2 separate regions of the Homo sapiens genome follow, and region 2 is linked to region 1. A link is an interaction called in ENCODE POLR2A ChIA-PET data of the cell type or tissue named here. Cell type or tissue: IMR-90. All regions are shown on one strand. Links, peaks and the distances in the headings refer to the core of each region. The heading gives the core; the rest is flanking DNA.

Evidence for each region. Peaks named below come from ENCODE experiments on the same cell type or tissue, not always from the same donor. Only the 100,000 strongest peaks of a DNase experiment are listed, where the experiment ranks them.
Region 2: POLR2A ChIA-PET joins it to region 1 with 8 read pairs; 7 of 35 experiments call an interaction of 5 or more read pairs at or near these places.

The regions. Positions count from the first base shown.
Region 1 is chr11:116,910,658-116,915,182 of GRCh38, reverse strand. The region is part of intron 4 of SIK3 (SIK family kinase 3); the gene reads left to right. Among named protein-coding and RNA genes, the nearest start is that of APOA1, 75 kb to the right of the region's middle. In IMR-90, for the core only: no CTCF peak of the experiment used is centred there; a DNase peak (open chromatin) is centred at 1,962.
Region 2 is chr11:117,129,407-117,133,670 of GRCh38, reverse strand. No RefSeq gene overlaps it. Among named protein-coding and RNA genes, the nearest start is that of PAFAH1B2, 13 kb to the left of the region's middle. In IMR-90, for the core only: no CTCF peak of the experiment used is centred there; no DNase peak of the experiment used is centred there.

The DNA of each region.
Region 1 (4,525 bases), core at 259-4,258:
TCAAAAAGAAAAAATACACATACACACACACACACACACACACACACACACACACACATATATGGCTTCCTACTAAACATGATATATCAATTTTAAATAAATACTTTTTCTTGAATAATTGAAATAAATAGTGTGGGTCACTTGTATGATGGGATAATATGAATTTGTCTTAAAATTCATAGTGAACTTTTAAATTAATTTTTAATGTACTAATGTAAAATAAAATGTCTTTTAGCTAAAGTCTCTTCTGTATCATAAATCATAGAAAAATGACAAAATTATTTTTAAAATTTCTTTCCCGGGAGGTTTTTAAGATAATACATTCCTTTGAAAGGAGTTTGTGAGTCAGAAAAGCTGGAAAATAAAAAGGTAACTGTACTGATTTCTTTACATTCTAATCCAAGTATACCATGGTTTTCTTGATCAGATTGAGTGAGTCTCTGAACTGTTGATAGAACCTTCTTCAGGAAAGCCCCATTTCTCTAGAATATACCAATTGCCCCTCTGGAACTTTTCCTTAAAACTCATCCAGTGGTTATAATTATATAGTTACATGTGTGCTTGTTTCATGTGTATCTCCCCCACTGGACTAATCTGCTACATGAGGGCAGGGACCATGTCTGTCTTGTTCACCTTGTACTGAGAATACATTTGTGGTCCATCAAAAAATTGAGGAGGCAGGCCGGGCGTGGTGGCTCATGCTTGTAATCCCAGCACTTTGGGACCTGGGCGGATTACCTGAGGTCAGGAGTTCGAGACCAGCCTGGCCAACATGGTGAAACCTTGTCTCTACTAAAAATACAAAAATCAGCCAGCTGTGGTGGCACATGCCTGTAGTCCCAGCTACTTGGGAGGCTGAAACAGGAGAATTGCTTGAACCCAGGAGGTGGAGGCTGCAGTGACCCAAAATGGTGGCATTGCACTCTAGCCTGGGCGACAGAGTGAGACTCCATCTCAAAAAAAAAAAAAAAAAAAATTGAGAAGGGGAGTACTTTATTCCCATTATCATATTTTCACATCACCTTTCAGTTGGGTTACTTTTCAGATGTCTGCTCTCATTTGAAGTTTTTTTTTGTTTGTTTGTTTCCTATTAGCTTTAATCTAAGATAGTATTTTGTTACCTACTCTTAATTTCTAGGTAACACCTTAGAGCTTCTTAAGTGACAATCCTATCTTCTTTTCTCTAAAAGTAGGCTTCTGCTTATCAGACCATATGTCTTAGTTTTTAATTTGGAAAAAGGTTTTTGTTTTGTTTTTTTGTTTGTGGTTTTTTGTTTATTTGTTTGTTTTTTTGAGACACAGTCTCACTGTGTCACCCAGGCTGGAGTGCAGTGGCCCGATCTCTGCCCACTGCAACCTCTGCCTCCTGGGTTCAAGTGATTCAAGAGAATTTAAGGGGACACTGATTCATCCTGTTCTATAAAAGGCACACTAAAATTTTGTATACCATGCTCACCTATCATTATTAGAAACTTACCTGATTAAATGATTAGGCTTTTATTGTTCTTGTTGATATTCTTTACAATCATGACTATGATATACTCATTAATGTTTTTAAGAATTCCGATGAGTACTGTTTGCATGTGTTGTAGAAAGTGTCTCATTATAATCCTTTCCTTTATACATCTAGTCAGTACTGAGTTTGATGCAAAGATCCTATATTGAGGAGGTGTTTGGGGATTTATATGAGAAGGGTTGGATGTTGCTATCTAAAATAAATAGAGTGGAGAAGACTGGTTTATTACTTCATTTAAAATAGCTGAGTTCAGCTATTGTACCTGCTAAGGTGTTTTGGGATAAAAATACATAAGTCACTCATTGGAAATGCCAATATAATGCTGATCCAAATCTCCCCCCAAATAAGATGATTACTTGATTTTTTTTTTTTCCTTGAAGGAATTTTCTCTTGTGTATATATGCTAAGGCTGTGAGTCAGGAGTTTTTGGCATTACTTCTCTATTAGCTCCTAGTGAGGAAGTTCAGCCAGGGGTTGAAGTGATTACTAAATCCTGAGGACTTCCCAATATCTGTTTTTAAGAGTGAACTAATATTGTGACTTCTGAGAACTTTGAAACTCATCCTTTGTCACTACCACAATTCTGAGATCCACACACTTGACTTTTGTTTTGTTCAATTTCAAATAAAGCCCTTAGGTCATATGGTTTGGCCAGTGACATTATATAGGAAAAGCAGATTTAATTCCTTATTAGCGTCATGTTCCATTTTAATAGTCAGGAGAACATTCTAAATCCTATTTATATACTGTTCTTACACCAGTCTTGATCTTTGGTTCTTTGCATCATTTCTAGCAGCAACATTTCTAATTATTAGAAATTTCTAATAATTGGAAATTAATCAAGGACCTAATTATTTCTGTCTTCATCTTTGGGTCTCTAATTGCAAATGCAGTATTGGGATTGTGAATCCTCAGAAGCTTTTAGCTTTGAAAACATGAAGGATCTTGTCACAGTGATTTTTGGTGAGGTTGTTCATTTAGGGTAAGTAAATATCTTCCCACTTCACTTTTTCCCCTCTGCTCCCTGCTTCCAAGCTGTTTACTTATACAGCAAGGAAGTGAAGCACAAGTTACCCTTGGAAAGCAGGGTTGTCCGTCGCTCAAAGCTGTACTGTATTGCCTTAGAGACACTGAGAACACTAGTACTGGCTGGAAAGTTGTGCCTAATCTGTTTACATCTGCTTTGGATTGTTCTTTGGTTAGCCAAAAAAGAAGTCAAGTTCATTGCTCTAAAGTGGTAGACCAAATAAGAAAATTGCCTGTTGCAGTTGCCCTGATTTATAAATTAATGCCGCCCGTTTTGCTCTTTTCCCTTACCACATAGACATATCCAGTTGATGATATACTTATTTTTAGGGATATCAGTTATCACTACCTTATATATCCCCAGGCTCCTGATCTCACCTCCAACAAAGAATTCCAAGTCTCAAAATTGATAGTAAGCTCTGGTATTTAAGCCTTCCTAGAAGACAGTCATATGGTTCAAATTAAAGTCTCCTGCTCTGTATTAAGAGAAAGGGATTTAAGTTGCCATTTCAGCCTGCGGACAAATGCTAACCAACTAGGGTGTTGGGGGTTGGAAAGCAACTTAACAAATTATATTGAGAGCCACTTGCGAGTGGAGAAATAAATGACCATGGCCACATGAAGAGACCAACTTCGCTCCACTCATATGGCTTCTGTTGTGTAGGTGTGCGTATCCATCTTAACCAGCTTCTTCTGTTTCTCCCTGTTCTTCCGTAACTCTTTAGAATATTCATCATTTTAATGTTGACTCTGTAGGTCATACATCTTTCCCATTGCCAGTAAATAAGCAGTAAGGGATATCAAGTATTTTATCGGCATCAGTACCTGAGAATTACATAAAACTAACTGCTCAGTGTTTTTGTTCTTATTGTTCAAGATGATGTCTTAAAGTCTTTATACTTAAAATAAAAATTTTAGTTATAGAATAATGTAAGCATACTATAGAAAATTTAAACAGCAACAAAACCGTTTTAAATATTCAAGCTGCAATCCCACCTCTGAAACCATTGTTAACATTTTGAATGCATTTTCTTTTGTCTTTTTACTATGCATGTTTTTCATACTTATAATCAGTGTATTTACAATTTTATATTTCCCATGTTGCTCCATATAGTCATCATTTTTTTTTTTTGAGACAGAGTCTGGCTCTGTCTTGCCCAGGCTGGAGTTCAGTGCCACCATCTCGGGTCACTGCAGCCTCCGCCTCCCGGGTTCAAGCAGTTCTCCTGTCTCAGCCTCCCAAGTAGCTGGGACTACAGGCATGTGCCACCACACCCAGCTAATTTTGTATTTTTAGTAGAGATGGTGTTTCACCGTGTTGACCAGGCTGGTCTCGAACTCCTGACCTCAGGTGATCCACCTGCCTCGGCCTCCCAAAGTGCTGGGATTACAGGCATGAGCCACTGCACCTGGCCTCATCATTTTTAATGAGTGCACATCAAGTAGATGTACCATAATTTACCTGATCTACCCCATATTGTTTTTGTTTTGTTTTGTTTTGTTTTAAAAGACAGGGTTTCGCTCTGTCACCCAGGTTGGAGTGCAGTGGCATGATCATGGTTCACTGCACCTTGAACTCCTGGGCTCCAGGGATCCTCTGGCCTCAGCCTCCCAAGTAGCTGGAACTACAGGTGTGCGCCGCTTCACCAGGCACCATATTGTTTTATGATCTCACCAATTCTTGGTATTAGCACAATCCTCACTTTTTCTTTGGCATTTATTACTGCATTCTAAAACTTCAAAGTGTGTTTACTTAACCTTTTGAACGTACAGGGAATCCTTTCTTTGCCTTAAGTTTCTGTGTTTTTTTTGTTGTTGTTGTTCTTGTTTTTCACTTACATTGAAGTTGTCATTCTTCTGGATTTTTTTTCCTTTATATTTCACCAGCATTTGGCCTGCTAGCACTCTTCATCTTGAGCCATGTGAACTAAACTTCAGCTTATGGTAGTCTAGTTTACTTTATGTCTTCTGGAATCCAGCTAG
Region 2 (4,264 bases), core at 265-4,264, 220 kb before region 1:
AGGCTGGAGTGCAGTGGTGCGATCTCGGCCCACTGCGACCTCTGTCTCCTGGGTTCAAGCAATTCTCCTGCCTCAGCCTCCTGAGTAGCTGGGATTACAGGTGCCTGCCACCACACCCAGCTAATTTTTGCATTTTTAGTAGAGACGGGGTTTCACTGTGTTGGCCAGGCTGGTCTTCAACTCTACCCTTGTGATCCGCAGCCACCCCTCGGCCTCCCAAAGTGCTGAGATTACATGCTGGAGCCATGCAACCAGCCAGGACAGAGTTTTTTTTTAAAAGTGCTGAAAGGGCCAGGAGCCGTGGCTCACGCCTGTAATCCCAGCACTTTGGGAGGCTGAGGCGGGCAGATCACGAGGTCAGGCGATCGAGACCATCCTGGTTAACACGGTGAAACCCCGTCTCTCCTAAAAATACAAAAAAATTAGCCGGGCGTGGTGGCGGGTGCCTGTAGTCCCAGCTACTCGGGAGGCTGAGGCAGGAGAATGGTGTGAACCCAGGAGGCGGAGCTTGCAGTGAGCCAAGGTCGCGCCACTGCACTCCAGCCTGGGCGACAGAACGAGACTCCGTCTCAAAAAAAAAAAAAAAAAGTGCTGAAAGAAGGCTACTCTAACAGCTGTGGGTAGGATGAACTAGAGACAGGAAGAGACAGGTGACAGAAGACCAGCTAAGATGCCACCGCCTCCTTCTAGGGAGGTGGCTTGTGTGTGGGTAACAGAGACTGAGGAGGAGGAAAGGAAAGGCTCCAGGCTTTCTATGACACCACTTTCTGTCCTCCCTAGTCCCTGTCCTTACTGACCTTCTGCTCAGTCCCCTCTCACTGCACTCACTGAAGAGTGCCACCTCCCATTATCCACCACCACACCATTGTCAGAACTTCACAGTGCTTTACCTCCTTAACTCTAGACCTTTCTCCACGCTATGCCGGCTACCCACATCCTGGCCATACTCTGGACTTGTCTTTATTGGGGGTTGCTTTGCTTTTGAATGGTTTAGTTACATTCCTTGTGGGTTTTCTTATTAGATAAACAATACAAATTAACTGAAGGTAAACTGGAAAAGCAGATGAATGAAAATGAAAACAAAAAAGCACCCAGATGTTATGTTGTTCCATAACACGTTGGTAAATATCCACCCAGACCCTTTCTGTGTTTGTGTGGATGTGTGCATCTGTACATTTTCTTTTTCTTTTTTTTTTGGGACAGAATTTTACTCTTGTTACACAGGCTGGAGTGCAGTGGTGCGATCTTGGCTCACCGCAACCTCCGCCTCCTGGGTTCAAGCGATTCTCCTGCCTCAGCCTCCTGAGTAGCGGGGATTATAGGCGCGTGCCACCGCGCCTGACTGATTTTTGTATTTTTAGAAGAGATGGGTTTTCACCATGTTGGCCAGGCTGGTCTCGAACTCCTGACCTCATGTGATCCACCCCCCTCGGCCTCCCAAAGTGCTGGGATTACAGGCGTGAGCCACCACGTCCAGCCAAGAAAATTTTCTTGAGATCTTTGAGAACTTCTCATTTTTGAGAACCCCACTATACCACGTAATTTTCCAATGAAACGTGCCTGAATATTTTAAGTCATCACTTCAGATATGTAATAAGTGTAAAAGTGTGCTTCAGAAAGAGTAAAGAATTAATTCCATGCCAGGCCAAAATATACACCCTTTTCCTGGGCATGGTGGCTCGTTCCTGTAATCCCAGCACTTTGACAGAGTTTGAGACCAGCCTGGCCAACTTGGTGAGACCCCATCTCTACTAAAAATACGAAAAATTAGCCAGGTGTGGTGGCACGCACCTATAATCCCAGCTACTCAGGAGGCTAAGGCAGCAGAATCTCTAGAACCTGGGAGGCGAGGTTGCAGTGAGCCGAGATCACCCCACTGTACTCCAGCCTGGGCAACAGAGCAAGACTCTGTCTCAAAAATAAAAACAAAAACAAAACATACAACCGTTGTAGTTATCTGGGTCTCTCTTACTGGTTAAGTGCTTTGCTTTTGTTGTACAACAACCTTGAAGATAGTTTCATTCAAATTTGTGCCTCATTAAACAAACAAATCCTGTCTGGGTGCGGTGGCTCATGCCTGTAATCCCAGCACTTTGGGAGGCTGAGGCGGGTGGATCACAAGGTCAGGAGTTCGAGACCAGCCTGGCCAACATAGTGAAACCCCCGTCTCTACTAAAAAAAAAAAAAAAAATTAGCTGGGCATGGTGGCGGGTGCCTGTAATCCCAGCCACTCAGGAGGCTGAGGCAGGAGAATCGCTTGAACCCTGGAGGCAGAGATTGCAGGGAGCCAAGATTGCGCCACTGCACTCCAGCCCAGGTGACAGTGCGAGACTCCGTCTCAAAAAAAAAAAAATCATACAAATCCATTTAATAAGCCTTTTCAGGGTCTTTCTCAAGATAAAAATCCTGATTTCTGAATTCCAAGAGTCCACTGGTGTTTCTATTATAATGTCCATCTCTCTCTTTGAATTAATTACAAGTCTCTTTCCCTGACTAAATATGAATTATTCTATGGCAAGCGTCTTATACCTCTTCGTAGCCTCAGTGCCAGGGAATGCCTGGCACAACAAATATTTCTTGGTAAATGTTTAATGGATGAGTAAAGTCAAGGTTAATTTTTTTTTTTTTGAGACAGAATTTTGCTTTTGTCGCCCAGGCTGGAGGACAATGACGCCATCTCAGCTCCCCGCAACCTCTCCCTCCCGGGTTCAAGCAATTCTCCTGCTTCAGCCTCCTGAATAGCTGGGGTTACAGGCGCCTGCCACCACACCCAGCTAATTTTTGTATTTTTAGTAGAGACGGGGTTTCACTATGTTGGCCAGGCTGGTCTCCAACTCCTGACCTCAGGTGATCCACCCGCCTCGGCCTCCCAAAGTGCTAGGATAACAGGTGTGAGCCACTGCGCCCGGCTTTTTTTTTTTTTTTTTTTTTTTGAGACAGAGTCATGCTCTGTCACTCAGGCTGGAGTGTAGTGGTGTGATCTCAGCTCACTGCAACCTCTGCCTCCCAGTCTCAAGCGATTCTCCTGCCTCAGCATCCGAGTAGCTGGGATTACAGGTGTGTGCCACTACGCCTGGCTGATTTTGGTATTTTTAATAGAGACAGCATTTCACTGTGTTGGCCAGGCTGGTCTCGAACTCCTGACCTCAAGTGGTCTACTCACCTCAGCCTCTTAAAGTGCTGGGATTGCAGGCCTGAGCCATTATGCCCTGCCTAGCCGTCTTCTTTCAGAAGAGATTTGCTCACATTGGCATTTCTTTTTTTTCTTTTTCTTTTTCTTTTTTTTTTGAGACAGAGTTTCAGCTTTGTCACCCAGGCTGGAGCGCAGTGCCACGATCTAGGCTCACTGCAACCTCCACCTCCCGGGTTCAAGTGATTCTCCTGCCTCAGCCTCCCGAGTAGCTGGGACTACAGGTGCCTGCCACCACGCCCGGCTAATTTTTTGTATTTTTAGTAGAGAGAGAGTTTCACCATGTTAGCCAGGGTGGTCTCGATCTCCTGACCTCGTGATCCACCTGCCTCGGCCCCCCAAAGTGCTGGGATTACAGGCATGAGCCACCACGCCCAGCCAGGAGGATCTCTTAAGGCCAAGAGTTTGAGACCATCCTGGGCAACATAGAAAGACCCTATCTCTACAAAAAAACAAACAAATAAAAATTATCCAGGCATAGTGGTGCAGGCTTGTCATCGCAACTAATGGAGAGGCTGAAGCAGGAGAGTTGCTTGAGCCCAGGAGTTCGAGGTTACAAATAATCTTGCCACCACACTCCAGTTTGGGCGAAAGAGCAGGACCTTGTCTCTGAAAAATAATAATAAAAAGAATAAGAAAAAAAAGAGATGTTGGTTAATGGATACAAAAATACAGTAAAATACAGTTAGAATAAGTTCTAGTGTTTGATAGCAAAGTAGGGTGACTATAGTAAACAATAACTTATTGCATATTTCAAAATAGCTGGAAGATTTGGAATATTCCCAACACAAAGAAATGATAAGTATTTGTGGTGATGGATACCCGAATTACCCTGATTTGATTATTACATATTGTATGCATGTATCAAAATGTCAGATGTATCCCATAAATATGTGCAATTGTTATGTGCCAATAAAACAAGAATTGGCCGCTGGGCACCATGACTCACACCTGTAATCCCAGCACACTGGGAGGCCGAGGCAGGCGGATCACGAGGTCAGGAGTTCGAGACCAGCATGGCCAATATGGTGAAACTCTGTCTCTACTAAAAATACAAAAATTAGCCGGGCATGG